Linked DNA regions of Homo sapiens: all the other regions are linked to region 1. The links are chromatin contacts, found by Hi-C or POLR2A ChIA-PET in ENCODE. All regions are on one chromosome and are shown on one strand. Each heading gives the region's core, a stretch centred on a gene start or an enhancer-like site at or near the end of the contact. The rest is flanking DNA. Distances are from core to core; before and after follow the strand shown.

Region 1 (2,853 bases), core at 131-2,630:
TGGCACGTGCCTGTAGTCCCAGCTACTCAGGAGGCTGAGGCAGGAAGATTGCTTGAGCCCAGGAGTTTGAGGCTGCAGTCAGCTATGATCGCACCACTGCACTACAGTCTGGGTGACAGAGCAAGACCCTGTCTCAAAAAATAATTATCATCATCTGAGGGGTCTTTGGTCGGAAGGGGCGGGCCCCTCATCTGGTGGGACCCCTGAGCTGGTTGAGAACAGGGTGGGTGATGAGCTCCTTCACCTACTCCTAGCCTGCTCTCACCTGCCCAGGGCTAGGCTGGGTACTCCTGGAAGATCATCCCCATAGCCTGCATGACTAGGGGCAGGTGTACAGCAAGCAGTCACCAGGTCCATGGAGGAAGTATGTCCTCAGCCCTTCCTGGGAGAAGAGAGCTTGCAGGAGAGGTGACCCATGACTCAGAGAGGGCTGTACAAGGTGATCTTTGAGATCCCCTCCCACACCAAGATTCCATGCTTCTATATTCCTGCCCGTTCCAGGAAGCCTCCCCTGTTTGCCCTAGCCTCCTACTCATCTAGCAGCCCAGGTGATGTACTATCTTTAATAATACCATTTGCCTAAATAGTACTACCTGCCAGGCCCTGGGTCAGGACCCTTAGGGAGATCATCTCATTTAATCCTCAACAACCTGGTAAGGTCGGATCAACTTCCTCCATATTCATTTTTTTTTTTGAGACGGAGTCTTGCTCTGTTGCCCAGGTTGGAGTGCAGTGGCACGATCTCGGCTCACTGCAACTTCTGCCTCCCGGGTTCAAGCGATTCCCGTGCCTCAGGCTCCCGAGTAGCTGGGACTACAGGCACCCACCACCACACCCGGCTGATTTTTTGTATTTTTAGTAGAGACGGGGTTTCTCCATGTTGGCCAGGCTGGTCTCAAACTCCTAACCTCAAGTGATCCACCCGCCTTGGCCTCCCAAAGTCCTGGGATTACAGGCGTGAGCCACCGTGCCCGGCCCTCCTAGGTTCTGACAAGCAGTACAGATGCCACACACCTGGCTTTCTTCTCTGACCCCGGGGGTACCTCAAGTGGGCTCCAAGGAAGGGGACAGGTGCCTCTAAGGTGCCCCACTTGCCGGCCTCTCAGAGCCCCACTTGCCGGCCTCCCTCCTTACCCACCTTGGAGCTGGGCGTCTTCGCGAAGCTGAGGGCCTCGGTAGTGAGGGAGAAGTAGAGCTTCTTGAAGGAGGAGGACATGAGGGGGCCCTTGCCCTTGGTCCTGTGGATGAAGAGTGGCCCCTCCTTCACAGGTGGCGCCTGCAAACTCAGCGTCCGCTGCAGGTCCAGCTCTGCCAGGCCAGGGAGGGAGGGGAATAGAGAGCCCAGGGAATGAGGGCGGGACTGGGGGGGGGGGGCGGAGCAGTGGGCGGGGCCATGGGGCTCAAGGGCTGAGCAAATCTGAACAGCAGGCAGTGGACGTAGTCATGGGGCTCAAGGGCGGAGCAAACATCAACAGCTGGTGGTGAGCGGGGTGACAGGTGGACTGAGGAAGGCAGGGCCATGGGCTTGGAGGCGGGACACGCGTCAGTAGCAGGTGGCGGCGGGGCTATGGAGCTCAAGGATGGAGCAAATGTCAACAGGCACAGATGATGGGAGGTGAGGCCATGGGTCTAGGGGTGGGGCAAACGTCAACAGCAGGCAGTGGGCAGGGTCACAGGAAGCACAAACAGTGGTGCGTGGGTCTATGGCCTGGGGGCCTGGCAAATGTCAACAGCAGGCGGTGGGTGGGGCCACGAGAGGAACAAACAGCGGTGGGTGGGGCCGTGGGGCTCAAGGGCGGAGCAAACGTCAGCAGTAGGCTGTGGGCGGGTCTGTGCAGGGCGGCGCTCACCGTCCTTCTCCTCGATGTCCACGAGCTTGGTGATGAAGTCCTTCAGCTGCGCCACGCCCTGGCGCACGGTGGGCTGCAGCGGCTCCATCCAAGCCTCCTTGGCCCTGGAAGCCGGCGTGTCCATGTTGCCCACGTTCTGGACTGCCTGGAGGTGACAGCAGGAAGGACCAGGTTCTGCTAGGTTAGGGGCCTAGCCACTGCACCCCCTCCCACCCCCCCTCCCCAAGTCTTTGCTACTCAGCTGTAGCGATGGAGGCAGAGGCGACAGAGGCCATGCCCACGGGCCCCCTCCAGCCCCACTAGGGATCAGGGAGGAGAGGATCATGAAGTTTGATGCCTTATGATAACTGAGACCACTTGGGCCTTCCTCTGTAGGTTTAACTGACGCTGCTGCACTGGATACCCCACCCCGGTGCCGGGCACATAGGTGCAGCCTGAGAGTAAGCAGACCTGGGTTGGAAGGTCCCGCGATTCACCACCGACAGGATGGGCGGCCTTGGCAACCCCCGACCCCTCGCAGGCCTGTTCCCTTATCCATGAGATGGAACTCGGACAAGGTGGCCACAGGAAGGCTTTGCAAACTGTGAAGTGCAGTGCCTACGTGGGCGTGCCAGTGGCCTCGCCGGAGCCGGTAGGGAACACTCTGCAGTCCAGGCCAGGGCCCCGGTAGGACACCCAGCTGTGCATCCCGCCCGTGGCCGCAAGGCCCGCACCTTGGCCAACAGGAGCAGGGTGCGGCTGGTGCGGGCGTCCGCGTGGCGCTCCCGCAGGTGGAAGAGCTTGGGCGACATGATGGCGGGAGAGAAGAAGCGCAGGCACAGGAAGCTGGTGACGGCGATGAACGGTACATTCTGGAGGGGTGCGGAAGAGCGCGGGCTGGAGTCCCCCAGACCAGGGCTCCTGGCAGCCCCCTCCCCTTAGGCTCCGTCCCTGACCCTCGCCGGGACACAGCCTCCCTGGTCCTCCCCAGCGCTCCCTGGTTCCCCACCGCTCTTCGCCCGCC
Region 2 (2,853 bases), core at 232-2,731, 850 kb after region 1:
TAACTTGGACATGTTTCTTGCCCTGGATGTGCAAGGATCTATTCCCTCCAGGGATTATCCTGATGGGTTTACGAACCTCAGTTGAGAAACAACAGAAGCTGAGACAATTTTACGCAGGTGAGGAGATGCTGTTTTCCTCTTTGCAGGTTGCTGTCAGTTCCTTGGAACTTGACTGCTTTTCTCAAGTTGTCCGTCACTGTTCTCTTACGATTATTTCTCTTAACTGTGTTACGTTTTGTTTTTTCCCTCTGCGGCCTCCCTTGCTCCCTCTCCACTAGCTCACTGGGGATGAGCAGGAAAGGGAATTCTCTAGCCAAGGGGATGGTGGTTGGGTGGAGGCCTGTAGGGGAAGCTGCCCGTTTCAATCCTCATCCACCTCCTCACCCTCTGACTCTTCGCCGCCGCCGCTGCCCCCACCACGTCGCTCATAAAGCTTATCCCTCTGTCGTTCCTGGATTTCTTTCATCTCATCCGCATACCGGCAAAAGGCGCCTCCGAACTTGCCCCAGGCTTTGAAGGGTACGGTGATGGCATTGCGGTAGGACGGCTTCACCTCGCTCACTCGCAGAAACACCCCGTATTTGTTGCAGCCCACATCGAAGAAGAAGCGCTTGGAGTCCACGGTGATGGAGGTGCCCTCCGGGAGCTCTCCATACAGGCCGCCCCCTGGGCCCCCGGCGCCGCCTCCCGGGCCGCCTGCCAGCTCGTCGTCCTCGCCTCCGTAGTCGTCTATGAGCTTCGCCAGCGCGTCGCGGAACTCGATGAGGCCCTGCGCAGGCAGCGCGATGGTCTGGCCGCTCTGCAAGCCGCCCGGCCCGGGGCCCGCGCCGAAGCCGCCACCGCCGCGGTTGACCGTTTGGCGGATGCGCAGGAAGCGGCCGCGCTGGTTCTCCTTGAGGTCCAGGTAGTACTTGCGGTTCTCACGCACCAAGAATTCGCTCTTGAGCGCGCGCCGCGGCCCGCCGCCCTCCTCGGCGCCAGCCGCCAGCTGCTCGGGGCTGCTAGGGCCCAGCTGCGCGTAGTGTTCTATGAAGTCGCCCAGCGAGTCGCGGAACTCGGCGGCCACCGCCATGGACAGCGTGAGGCGGCTCTTGGAACCGCCCGCGCCCACCTCGGCGATCTTGAGGAAGCGGCCCTTGGCGTTCTGCTTCACATCTAAGTAGAAGCGCTTGTTCTGGATGTCCAGCCGCTTCGAGGCCAGCTCCTGCGTCTCTTGCTCGCCGCCGCCGCGGGACGCGGGCTGGAACCCGCACGGCCCACCGCCGCCGCCGCGCTCGCTGCCGCTGTCGCCGTCCGCCATCTTCTAGGCCGCCGCCTCGCCGCCACCGCCCGCCGCGCTCGCGCCCCCGCCCTCCGGCTCGCGCTCCGGGGCCCCCCAGCCTCGCCCGCCCGGCTCGCTCACGCGCTCCCGCCGCTCATCGCCGGCCGCCGCCGCCCCCCCATCGCCTCCGCGCCCCGCCCCCGCGACTTCCGTGCAGCCCTAGCCACTTCCGGCGCGCGATTTCCCGTGAAGTCACTCCGTCCCGCCCTCCGCGGCCTCGCGGCCGGAAGCGCCGCGGCGGCGTGGCGCAGAGGGGTGACGTCAGGGGCCGCGCCGGGCGGGCGGCAAGCTGAGAGTAGGCTAGTGTTACTGCTCGGTTTCTAGCCCTGGGGACTTGCCAGCCTTAGCGTGACTCAGCCGCCCGCTGCGTCTGTCTACGCGCCTCTTCCCGTGACACTTTTACTTTAGACTCCGGTGTCGTCCACTTCCCTCCTTCTCGCTTCCGGGGCGTTAGCTGAGCATACTCAGGCCCCAGCCTGCTCGCGCTGGTTGTGTGCTGGGAACAGAGTTCCAGTCTATACACTGGCGACCGGGGGGAGGGAGATCCTTTGGAGCACTCGGAAGCGGGTTCTGACCAGCCTGTGGGGTTCCCTAGAGGAGGCATGAGCTGACTCTGAAGGGCAAACTGCAGTTGGCCTGGCAACTCTGGAGAAGAGCCACCCAGCATAGGAGACGGCAGTGCAGAGGCACCCAGGGCCTGATGCTGGGAGCTCAGAGCAGCTGGGGGTGTGTATGCCTGAAGAATGGTCGTAGATGACACTGGAGGGTGGATTAGATCAAGGAAAGCCATTTGCAGTGCGGGAGAGTTAGTGCCTACCCCAGAGTCTGGAGCCACCGTATGTGATCAGGTTCACATTTTGGAAAGATCACTGTGGGAACAATATAGAAAGAAGATGATTTAGGATGAGGTTAGATTTGGGATCCAGAGATCAGTTAACTGTCCCCACAGTTAGCCATATTAAAGTGGTTAAGGAAATTGACTGCCAATCTTTAGTTTCTTTATCAATAAAATGAATAATTCCTATGAGGTCTTTTTGTTGTAAGCATTGAGGTGTAACAAGAGGCAGAATTGGAATAGTGTTAAAAAGTGTAGGCTCTGCAACTGCACTGGGTTTGAATCTGTGACCTTGACCAGTTACTTGATTTTCCAAAGCCAAAATGTCCTCATCCTTAAATTTTTTTTTTTTTTTTTTTGAGTCTTGCTCTGTCACCCAGGCTGGAGTGCAGTGGCGTGATTTTAGCTCATTACACCCTCCACCTCCCGGGTTCAAGCAATTCTCCTACCTCAGCCTCCTGAGTAGCTGGGATTACAGGCAACCGCCACCACACCCGGCTAATTTTTGTATTTTTAGTAGAGATGGGGTTCCACAATGTTGGCCAGGCTGGTCTTGAACTCCTGACCTCAGGTGATCTGCCCGCCTCAGCCTCCCAAAGTGCTGGGATTACAGATGTGAGCCACCACACCCAGCCTAAATGTAGTTATTCATAGATAGTGAATCCAACAATGGACTTGTAAAGAACACAAATAATAG
Region 3 (2,853 bases), core at 255-2,754, 810 kb after region 1:
CTGTTTACAGTTAGGTGTTATGTCTATTCAATACCATATCTGTCACATCAAGCACAAGACAAATCATCTAATACTATCTGCAGTATGATAAATGACAGCTTGGTGCTAACTTTTAAGCAGGTAGCTCCCGTTGAAGTAACCTTTCAACAGAATGCTTAAAGCACGAATACCGGCAAAAATAAGATTCCATAACAGTCTTATTATTTTTACACAATCTTTGATGCAACTCAGAGCGTATCCTTTAGCACCTTCTCTTTTCCCCTCAACTTTAAAATGGGGCTGAAGTTCTATTCACTTTCATTTTTTTAAAGCCACACTCTTCTTATCTAGATCTGAATTTCAGAATGAAAAGATGAATACTTTAAGACTGAAAATCCATAGCAAGGGCAAAGGAAAGTACTGTTGTATAATGAAAACCGCAAACTGCAAGGGGCTCAGAAGATAACGGGCGTTCATTTCTAACCTGTGCAATCACCTAGAACAAATCGTGTGGTTCTGGTCTATAAAACCATTCTTTGTCGCTCAAAAGACCACAAATACAAGCACCCTTTCGCAGAAACCCTCAAACTGACTGCCAGGGAGATTACGTAACCAAACATCGCCAAAGACTTATCTAACTTGTACAGCGGCAGCCTGTTTGACCTCATTCATACAGAGAAGCGATCACATTAAGATCCAGCACTTGTTTCTACATTTCCAAGCCGGATTCTGCCGTCCTCCTCCTTCTAAGACGGGCGGTGCAGCGTCACAAGCGTCGGGACAGATCTATCCGGCTCGGAACAGACTTCGCGCTCTACCCGGCCAGGCCCAGCTCTCACCCGGGGACCCGTGTCGGGCTCCGCAGCTGGGACATGGCGCCCCCCGGCGGGCGGCGAGGGGCTCGGCCGGACGAAGCCCAGACACCCGCAAACTCCCGACTCCACAGGTAGCGGCGCCGACGCCAGGGCCTCCGCGCTCTGCTCTCCCAGGCCCCGTGCCCCCGGCCCACCCGGCCGCCCTTACCATGTTCTCGGCGCCGACTCCGCCTCCGCTCGGCCGCGCGCCCTCCCGCTGCCGACCCGCGCCGCCGCCGCCGCTCTCGCAGCACCGACCGCCGCCGCCGGAGCCGGACAATACCCCGTGCCCGCCTCGCGCTGCTGTGGCCAATGCCCGCTTGTCTTGCTGGTTCGAACCCCAGCGGCTGTTCAATCGCGCGCCTCCTTCTAGCCAGACCCCGCCCCCCCGGCACCGCCTTCCTAACGGCTGTTTGTTTTTGCACACGGCACGCGGAGGCGGGGCCTCCAGCCCCAATAGTGACGCGCTCTCTGCCTTTCACCAGGCGCCCAAGCCTGACGAACAGAAAGGCAAACCAATGAGATTGGACGCCTCGCAGACGAAAGCCAATAAAAATATCGCCCGCGAGCAAGGGAGGCGGGCCACTGGGAAGGACAGCAAAATTAGCTAATAAGGTGAAGCGATTGCAGGCGCTGTGGCTTTCCCGCCCATTCGCGGCGTTGGTTTTCCCGCTTCTGAGACTTGTTTGGGGAGGTAAAGAGTGTTGGACGTGCTTCTCCTGGTGGGTTTTCACAGACTGTGAGGATTTATTCGTCTTAGAACGTGTGGATCAGGAGGGCGCTGGGTTTCAAGGTTAGGCAGGCCTCATGCTCAGCCGTATTCTGGCGGACTGACTACCCTGACGTCCTCTCAGCGCGGACCCTGACAAGGTCCGCGGCAGGCTGAGGCGGGAGAATCGCTTGAACCCCGGAGGCGGAGGTTGCAGTGAGCCGAGATCGCGCCACTGCACTCCAGCTGGGCGACGCATCGTCTCAAAACAAACAAACAAAAACAAAAGCTATCAATTGGCTACATATTGTTATTTGTATGACAAATTCTTTTTCCTTTTTTAGAGATGGAGTCCTGGGACTACAGGCGCGCGCCCCAATGCCCAGCTAACTTTTGTATTTTTAATAGAGACGGGGTTTCTCCGTGTTGGTCAGGCTGGTCTCGAACTCCTGACCTCAGGTGATCTGCCCCCCTTTGCCTCCCAAAGTACTGGGATTACAGGCGTGAGCCACCGCGCCCGGCATGTATTACAAATTCTAAGAACACGAAGATAATGGGGCCGGCTTGGTGGCGCGAACCTGTAGCCTCACCTACTGTCAAGACTGAGACAGGAGGATCTCTTGAGCCCAGGAGGTCGAGGCTGCAGTGAGTCATGATCGCACCACTGCACTCCAGCTTGGGAGACAGAATATACCCTGTCTAAAAAATAATAATAAAAAAAAAGGTAATGGATGAGGCCGATAGTCAGGAATGAAATGACTTTAAACAATTGGGTATGCATGGGATTGGGTATGTGTGTATGTGGGGGCAGAGGGTGGGCATAACCGAAGTCCCATACTCATGTCCCTCTAGGCCTAATACATTTTGCAGACCTCACAGAGCTCAGACTGTTGTGAGCCGTTTTTCTTTTCTCAACCTCTTCAGTGTGTTTATTTTGCTTACATCATTAGGTTAAAATTTGGAGGATAACTCCCAGCTAGAAAGGAAGAAAAGCTCTAAAGTGGAATCGCCTTCCCCCGGAAGCTGTTGTAAAAATTAAAGGATGTATGTGAGTGCACAGGCTCTCCAGCGATCGTTTTTCTTCCACAGTGTTAACACAATTTATTTATTTATTTACTTTTTGAGATGAAGTCTCACTCTGTTGCCCAGGCTGGATGGAGTGCAGTGGTGTGATCTGGGCTCACTGCAACCTCCGCCTCCTGAGTTCAAGCGATTCTCCTGCCTCAGCCTCCTGGGTAGCTGGGACTAAAGGCTCCCACCACCATTCCCCGCTAGTTTTTGTATTTTTAGTAGAAATAGGGTTTCACCATG
Region 4 (2,853 bases), core at 195-2,694, 710 kb after region 1:
TGGCGTGCCCCTGTAGTCTCAGCTACTCAGGAGGCTGAGGCAGGGGAATCGCTTGAACCTGGGAGGTGGAGGTTGCAGTGAGCCGAGATTGCACCACTGCACTCCAGCCTGGCGACAGAGTGAGACTCCGTCAAAAAAAAGAAGGGAAGGGAAGGGGAGGGAAGAAGGAAGGAAAGAAGGAAGGAAAGAAAGAAAGAAAGAAAGAGAGAGAGAAAGGAAAGAAAGAAAGAAAGAAAGAAAGAAAGAAAGAAAGAAAGAAAGAAAGAAATTCTGACACATGCCACAACATGGATGGAAGTGAGGACACTGTGCTAACTAAAGTAAGACTGTCACAAAAAGACATATAATGTATGATTCCACTTATACGATGTCCTTAGAGTAGTCTAATTTAGAGACGAATAGTGAATGCCAAAGGCTAGGAGGAGGAAAGAATGGGGAGCTAGTGTTTACTGGGTATGGAGTTTCCATTTGAGAAGATGAAAAAGTCCTGGAGACGGTTGGTGGTTGCACAAGAATGTGAATGTACTTGGTGCCACAGAACTACACTTGGAAACAGTTAAGATGGTAAGTTTTACGTTATGTGTATTTTACCACAATTAAGAAAAATTAATTATGGGTAGTTGAGAGAATGTGGTCTTCCTCAACTTACGGTAGGAAAAGTCAAGAATAACTTAAAGGCTGATAATAGCATTTCAAAGATCGAAACTGATCAGAGAGGCTATTCCATCAGGCTAGACTAGCTCAATAGTGACTTTTTCCAGAAGGAGAACCACTGGGAAGAGAGAACTGAGCAGTGAGGACAGCGAACTTGTTAAGTTTAGTTTTCTGCTTTAACGAGGGGCTTCCGGAGTCCTTTAATAAGATCCCCTCCCAAAAGTGGCACCCTGGGTCTCTCTGTCTCCCAGTCGTGTCCCCGCCCGCCGGGCCAGAGCAATGGACTCCCAGGAAGCAGGGGGGGCGCGGGCGGGGCGCGGGCGGGGCGGGTGGGGGAAGGGCAAGGACTCACTCTTCCTTTCCTCCTCCGCCGGGGCCCGCCCCGAGCCCTGGCCCCACCCCGGCTCTCTGGATCCGCCTCCTCCTCCCGACCCCGCCCCGGCACCTTGGCCCCGCCTTCCACTCGGCCCCGCCCCGGCGTCCTGGCCCCGCCTCCGCCGCCCGGCCCCGCCCCGCTCCCGGCGGACTGCGAGCAGGAAGAGCGCAGTGGCTCTGCCGACGCCGCGTTCAGAAAGGTGTGGAGGGGGCTGGGGGCGCAGGTCGCGATCAGGCTGCGTCTCCTGCCCGCCCAGCCACCTGCGGCCCTGGCCCCACCCTGCCGCTTTGGGCCGCTCGGGCTCGCGGCCGCCCCCGCCCCGAGCGCCGGCTCGGGGCTCTGCTGCTCTGGCCTGGGAGGCGGGGCCGGCTGCGCGGCGTCATGCATATGCATGAGCGGCGCGGCGGCGGCTCCATTGTGCCCTCGGAGCGGGCGGCGGCGCGATGGCGCGGGTGGCGGCGGCCCCGGGGCGGCGGGCGGCGCGGAGGGCGGGCTGAGCGCATGGAGCGGCGCGGGCCGGGGGCCGCCACGGCGAGGGGCCGGGCCAGGCCGGGCGGAGGTGAGCGGGGTCCTGGGGGTGGCCCCTGGCAACGCCGCCAGCAGGCAGGTGTGGGCCGGCGGGGGCAGGCAGGTGCGGCAGGTGCGGGCCGGCAGGTGCGGGCGGGCAGGCAGGTGTAGCTGGTCGCCCGGGGCGCCCCGGTTCCGCTGCGGCGCCACGGTAGGGTTCACAGCTGGGCTGGGGCTAGAGGCTCTGCCGCCCACCTGCCGGCACCTGCCACGCGTGCGTCGTGGTCTTGGGCAGGCTCGGCCCCGTGGGCGTCAGGGTCATCCAGCCCTCCCCTGAGTCTTTGTTGGAGGCTGGCCGAGGGGTGTAAGCGGCGCTCGGGGTTCTCCTGAGCGATGAAGGCTGGCCGGGCCTTCGCTCCAACCTGATCGTTCCTAGCTTTGGGGCCAGGCAGTCTCACCTACATGGTACGCCCCTCCGCTCCTACTTACGTGCCCACCAGCACGGCGATGTGGGGGCCGTCTGAGGCCGTCACCTGCTCGCGGAGGAGCTGTTCCGCTCCTGGGCTGAACGACGCTGAGCGGCCAGCCCCCAGCTGCCAGTTTTGATGGGGACACCCCTTTCCAAACTGGACATACTGAAGCTCAGGCGTGAGGATGCCCTGCTCCCCTGAGGTGCCTTGTCTTCCCTAGTGCCAGGTGTCCTTCACCGCGGCACCCCCACCCGGTGCCTTGTTTACCCCTCCACCTACCGTGTCTCTCCTCCCATTCCCTGGACCCTCTGCCCTGCAGTGTTCTGCCTCTCCTTCTCCCTAGGGTACCCTCTTTCCAGTATTACAGAACATCCATGGTGGTGTCTTTAATTTGTGTCATCGCAGATTTCACAGGGACACACACGGAACATGTGACTTGGTCTGAGACCGTGGTGATTACGGATAGGATGGACACAGACTCACCACCAAGTTCTGGCAAGCTAGAACCAGAGGGCATCCCTTGATGCTTAGTGTGGAAACAGGAGAAGTGAAGGAATCTTAACTTCCAGAGGTACTGACCTCTAGCCCTTGTCATGCCCAGGGGATAGTTACAAGCTGGAAGTGTAAATGAAGAGAACAAGCAGGTGACAGTTGCCGGTTGTAGATTTCTGAAGGACAGGCCTAAGATGTTTGGGGAGCATCCTGATTATTGGGATTGAGCTCCCAAGGGCTGATGACATGAAGGTGGTCATGTGTCCTCAGTCCTAGGATGCTACCAGATATCCATCTTACACATTGTAAACTGATGCCAGGTTAAGGTTGTCCCTTCAGCTGTTCACTGAAATG
Region 5 (2,853 bases), core at 232-2,731, 570 kb after region 1:
CTGTTTCAGGTGATGAAAAAGTTTTGGAAATTGAGTGGTGACGGTTGCATAATATTGTGAATGTAATTAATGCCACTGAGTTATACACCTAAAAATGGTTAAAATGGCATTAAAAAAAAAAAGACAGTATCTTGCTCTCTGGCCCAGGCTGGAGTGCAGTGGTACAATCATAGCTCACTGCAGCCTCAATCTCTCAGGCTCAAGAGATCCTCCTGCCTCAGCCTCCCAATTAGCTGAGACTACAGGTGAGTGCCACTACACCTGGCTAATTTTCTTGATTTTTTAGTAGAAATGAGATCTTGCTCTGTTCCCCAGGCTGATCTGGAACTCCTGAGCTCAAGCGATCCTCCCGCCTCCACCTCCCGAAGTGCTGGGATTACAAGCGTGAGCCACTGCACCCAGCTGCAAATGTTTAGTACATACATTTTTACCGTAATTTATTTAAAAAAAAAAAAGGAAAAAAGAATACAGAAGTTTGTTCCTTGGTCTCTTCACCTCTTCCAGTCTCTAGATCCTTGTCACATACATTACCCTAACTTTGTTCTATAATAAGCACTTATACGCCCCCTTTTTTTGTTTGTTTTTTGAGACGGATTTTCGCTCTTGTTGCCCAGGCTGGAGTGCAATGGCACGATCTCGGCACACCGCAACCTCCGTCTCCCGGGTTCTAGCGACTCTCCTGCCTCAGCCTCCCGAGTAGCTGGGATCGCCACCACGCCCAGCTAATTTTTGTATTTTTAGTAGAGACGGGGTTTCCCCATGTTGGTCAAGCTGGTCTCGAACTCCTGACCTCAAGTGATCCGCCCGCTTCGGCCTCCCAAAGTACTGGGATTACAGGCGTGAGCCACCGCGCCCGGCCTTTCCCCAAATTTTAATACTTTAAAATAGGGAACATCTTACAATCAACAGGTTGTGACAGGTTAATTAGCCACGTTTTATCTTTGATAGGTAGCTCTAAAGTCAAGAAAACCCAGGCAAGATCCCGGGCAAGATCCCAGCACTGCCAACTGTCATTTGTAGACCGGGGATAGGAACACCTGTCTCACAGATTGTTACACAATAGCGCCGGTGAAGCGCTTGTCACAAAGCCTGACCCAGGACAATCTCAAAAACGGAGATTCTGTTATTCAAATTGTTTATTTTTGTGCGCTAAGTTTCACATCAACCCAACTATCTCTTGATAGGTTCCTACCAGGCGCTAGAGATATCTTACTTTCAGAAATTATTTATGATAGCAGAAGCCGCTGGAAGTCCATAGACAACCTCATCTCTCTAGCGGAGCAAACAGCTGGGCTCCAGCTGGCCCTGGCTTCTGCAACTGCGCAGTCGGCGCTGTGACGCCCGGCGCGGCTCTGTGACGTCACGAATCGGTCCTCTGTAAGAGGGGAGGGCATTCTTCTCCAGGGGAGGGCTACGTGTTGACGCCATACGCCGGGGCGGGGCCGAGAGTTTGGAGCCCCGGAGTGGGGTGTCGGCGCCTCATTCGGGTGGAGCTGAGCCGGAGACAGGTAACCGTGCGCTGTCGCCGCGCCCGTCCCAGTGCCGGGTGTCGCGGCGCTTGGCGGCCCGGGGTTGGAGATCGCGGTAAAGGGGGAGGCCGCCGCGCCCTTGGTGCTGCGGGCGCCGCGGTGACAGGGGAGTGGAGCTGGATGGAGTGGGGCTCACGGAGGGTGGTAGGAGGGACGGGACCTGATGGATGGCCGTGGCAGCCAATGGAGCCGCGGGGCCTGCCCGGCGGGCGGAGATTGGCGGGTACGGGCGGGCTCCGAGGTCGCGCGGGGCGCGGAGCGACGCGCCATTGGCGGTGGGCGAGCGGGGGGCGGGCGCGGCGGCGGATGTGAGGGAGAGGGCGGTGCGTCCGCAGGGGTGACCCCCAAGGTCGCCGCGGGCGTCACGTGGTTAGGCCGCTCTCCGACGGCGTCCTTCCCGACCGGGACGCACTCTCCTTCCCGCCTGTGAGGACCGCGTCGCTTTGTCCGAAAGACAGTGTGGCCTGCTCGAGTTGCGTCGGAGCATCTGGCTTTGGGGTGGCCCTGGGTGGGACTGCCTGTTTGGATTACCGCGCAGACCTTGGCGCCGCCCCCACACCTGCTGCCAGAAGTTGGGTCGAACAGATTGACCGAGATGAAGCTTATTTCTCGTAGAAACATCTTTCAAGCACCATTTTCCCTCGAAAATATATCAGACATTGGATATGAGTTGTAATCTACTGAGATTTAATAGAAAACTTGCCGCGCCCTCGCCCTGACCTGGGTGCGTCCCACCTGCCATCCCCATCCCTTTGCCCAGAACATAGGACTTCGTGTTAGGGTTTCCTTGTGCCTTGTCTTGCAGTCCGTACTTTGAGGCTGATTTCCAGGTACACTGCTCTGAACAGCTGGGTTTAGGATGGGTGGCATGGGATAAAGCCTTTTTTTGTAAGGCAGCACTAGTTGCAACAGTCAAACTGTACTTTGCCGTGTAGACCTAGGAGAGTATGTAACACTATTGTAGTTTTGTAAATTAGCTGAGGACTGGATCTTGGGAAGTTGAATAAAGATCACTGTATGCTCATTTTTTGTTGTTGTTGTCTTGTTTGAGATGGAGTCTCTGTCGCCCAGGCTGGAGTGCTGTGGCGCGATCTCGGCTCACTGCAACCTCTGCCTTCCTGGGTTCAAGTGATTCTCCTGCCTCAGCCTCCCAAGTAGCTGATATTACAGGCACGCGCCATCACGCCCGGCTAATTTTTGTATTTTTAGTAGAGACGGGTTTTCACCACCTTGGCCAGGCTATTCTCGAACTCCTGACCTCAGGTGATCCGCCCGCCTCGGCCCCCAAAGTGCTGGGATTACAGGCGTGAGCCACTGCGCCCGG

Evidence for each region. Hi-C counts contacts between places; a loop is a spot of excess contacts on that map. ChIA-PET counts read pairs that join two places held with the same protein, here RNA polymerase II (POLR2A). Pooled maps may share reads with other maps.
Region 2: a loop to region 1 is called in a pooled map, with 7 times the contacts of the local background. The contact joins the promoter of PURB here to the promoter of LINC00957 in region 1. A Hi-C loop is called at or near these places in 1 of 37 single-sample maps with no recorded cell type and 12 of 50 pooled maps. POLR2A ChIA-PET finds 5 or more read pairs at or near these places in 2 of 52 experiments (CD4-positive, alpha-beta memory T cell and activated CD4-positive, alpha-beta T cell).
Region 3: a loop to region 1 is called in a map of CD14-positive monocyte, with 4 times the contacts of the local background. The contact joins the promoter of H2AZ2-DT here to the promoter of LINC00957 in region 1. A Hi-C loop is called at or near these places in 2 of 168 maps with a recorded cell type or tissue (CD14-positive monocyte and naive thymus-derived CD4-positive, alpha-beta T cell), 1 of 37 single-sample maps with no recorded cell type and 9 of 50 pooled maps.
Region 4: a pooled map shows a loop between it and region 1 (7-fold over the local background). The contact joins the promoter of ZMIZ2 here to the promoter of LINC00957 in region 1. A Hi-C loop is called at or near these places in 1 of 37 single-sample maps with no recorded cell type and 8 of 50 pooled maps. POLR2A ChIA-PET finds 5 or more read pairs at or near these places in 1 of 52 experiments (activated CD4-positive, alpha-beta T cell).
Region 5: a loop to region 1 is called in a pooled map, with 8 times the contacts of the local background. The contact joins the promoter of OGDH here to the promoter of LINC00957 in region 1. A Hi-C loop is called at or near these places in 1 of 37 single-sample maps with no recorded cell type and 8 of 50 pooled maps. POLR2A ChIA-PET finds 5 or more read pairs at or near these places in 1 of 52 experiments (MCF 10A).

Annotation. Positions count from the first base shown.
Region 1 is chr7:44,037,669-44,040,521 of GRCh38, forward strand. LINC00957 (long intergenic non-protein coding RNA 957) reads left to right here and starts at 1,381. Exons shown (of 3, transcript NR_072982.1): 1 at 1,381-1,481; 2 at 2,226-2,694. It also overlaps the pseudogene RASA4CP. RefSeq lists silencers at 2,667-2,756, 2,847-2,853.
Region 2 is chr7:44,884,049-44,886,901 of GRCh38, forward strand. PURB (purine rich element binding protein B) reads right to left here and starts at 1,482. Exons shown (of 1, transcript NM_033224.5): 1 at 1-1,482. The coding sequence starts at 1,300. The coding sequence ends at 362. RefSeq lists enhancers at 554-1,513, 1,662-1,911 and silencers at 972-1,021, 1,312-1,671.
Region 3 is chr7:44,846,967-44,849,819 of GRCh38, forward strand. It overlaps H2AZ2-DT (H2AZ2 divergent transcript), which reads left to right and starts at 1,505. Exons shown (of 2, transcript NR_187581.1): 1 at 1,505-1,555; 2 at 2,493-2,599. H2AZ2 (H2A.Z variant histone 2) reads right to left here and starts at 1,121. Exons shown (of 5, transcript NM_012412.5): 1 at 1,003-1,121. The coding sequence starts at 1,005. RefSeq lists enhancers at 704-1,261, 1,262-1,820 and silencers at 747-1,136, 1,397-1,456.
Region 4 is chr7:44,747,403-44,750,255 of GRCh38, forward strand. ZMIZ2 (zinc finger MIZ-type containing 2) reads left to right here and starts at 1,445. Exons shown (of 19, transcript NM_031449.4): 1 at 1,445-1,589. RefSeq lists silencers at 940-1,469, 1,580-1,689, 1,700-1,749.
Region 5 is chr7:44,605,146-44,607,998 of GRCh38, forward strand. It overlaps OGDH (oxoglutarate dehydrogenase), which reads left to right and starts at 1,482. Exons shown (of 23, transcript NM_002541.4): 1 at 1,482-1,508. RefSeq lists enhancers at 1,042-1,641, 1,893-2,456, 2,132-2,471 and a silencer at 1,682-1,911.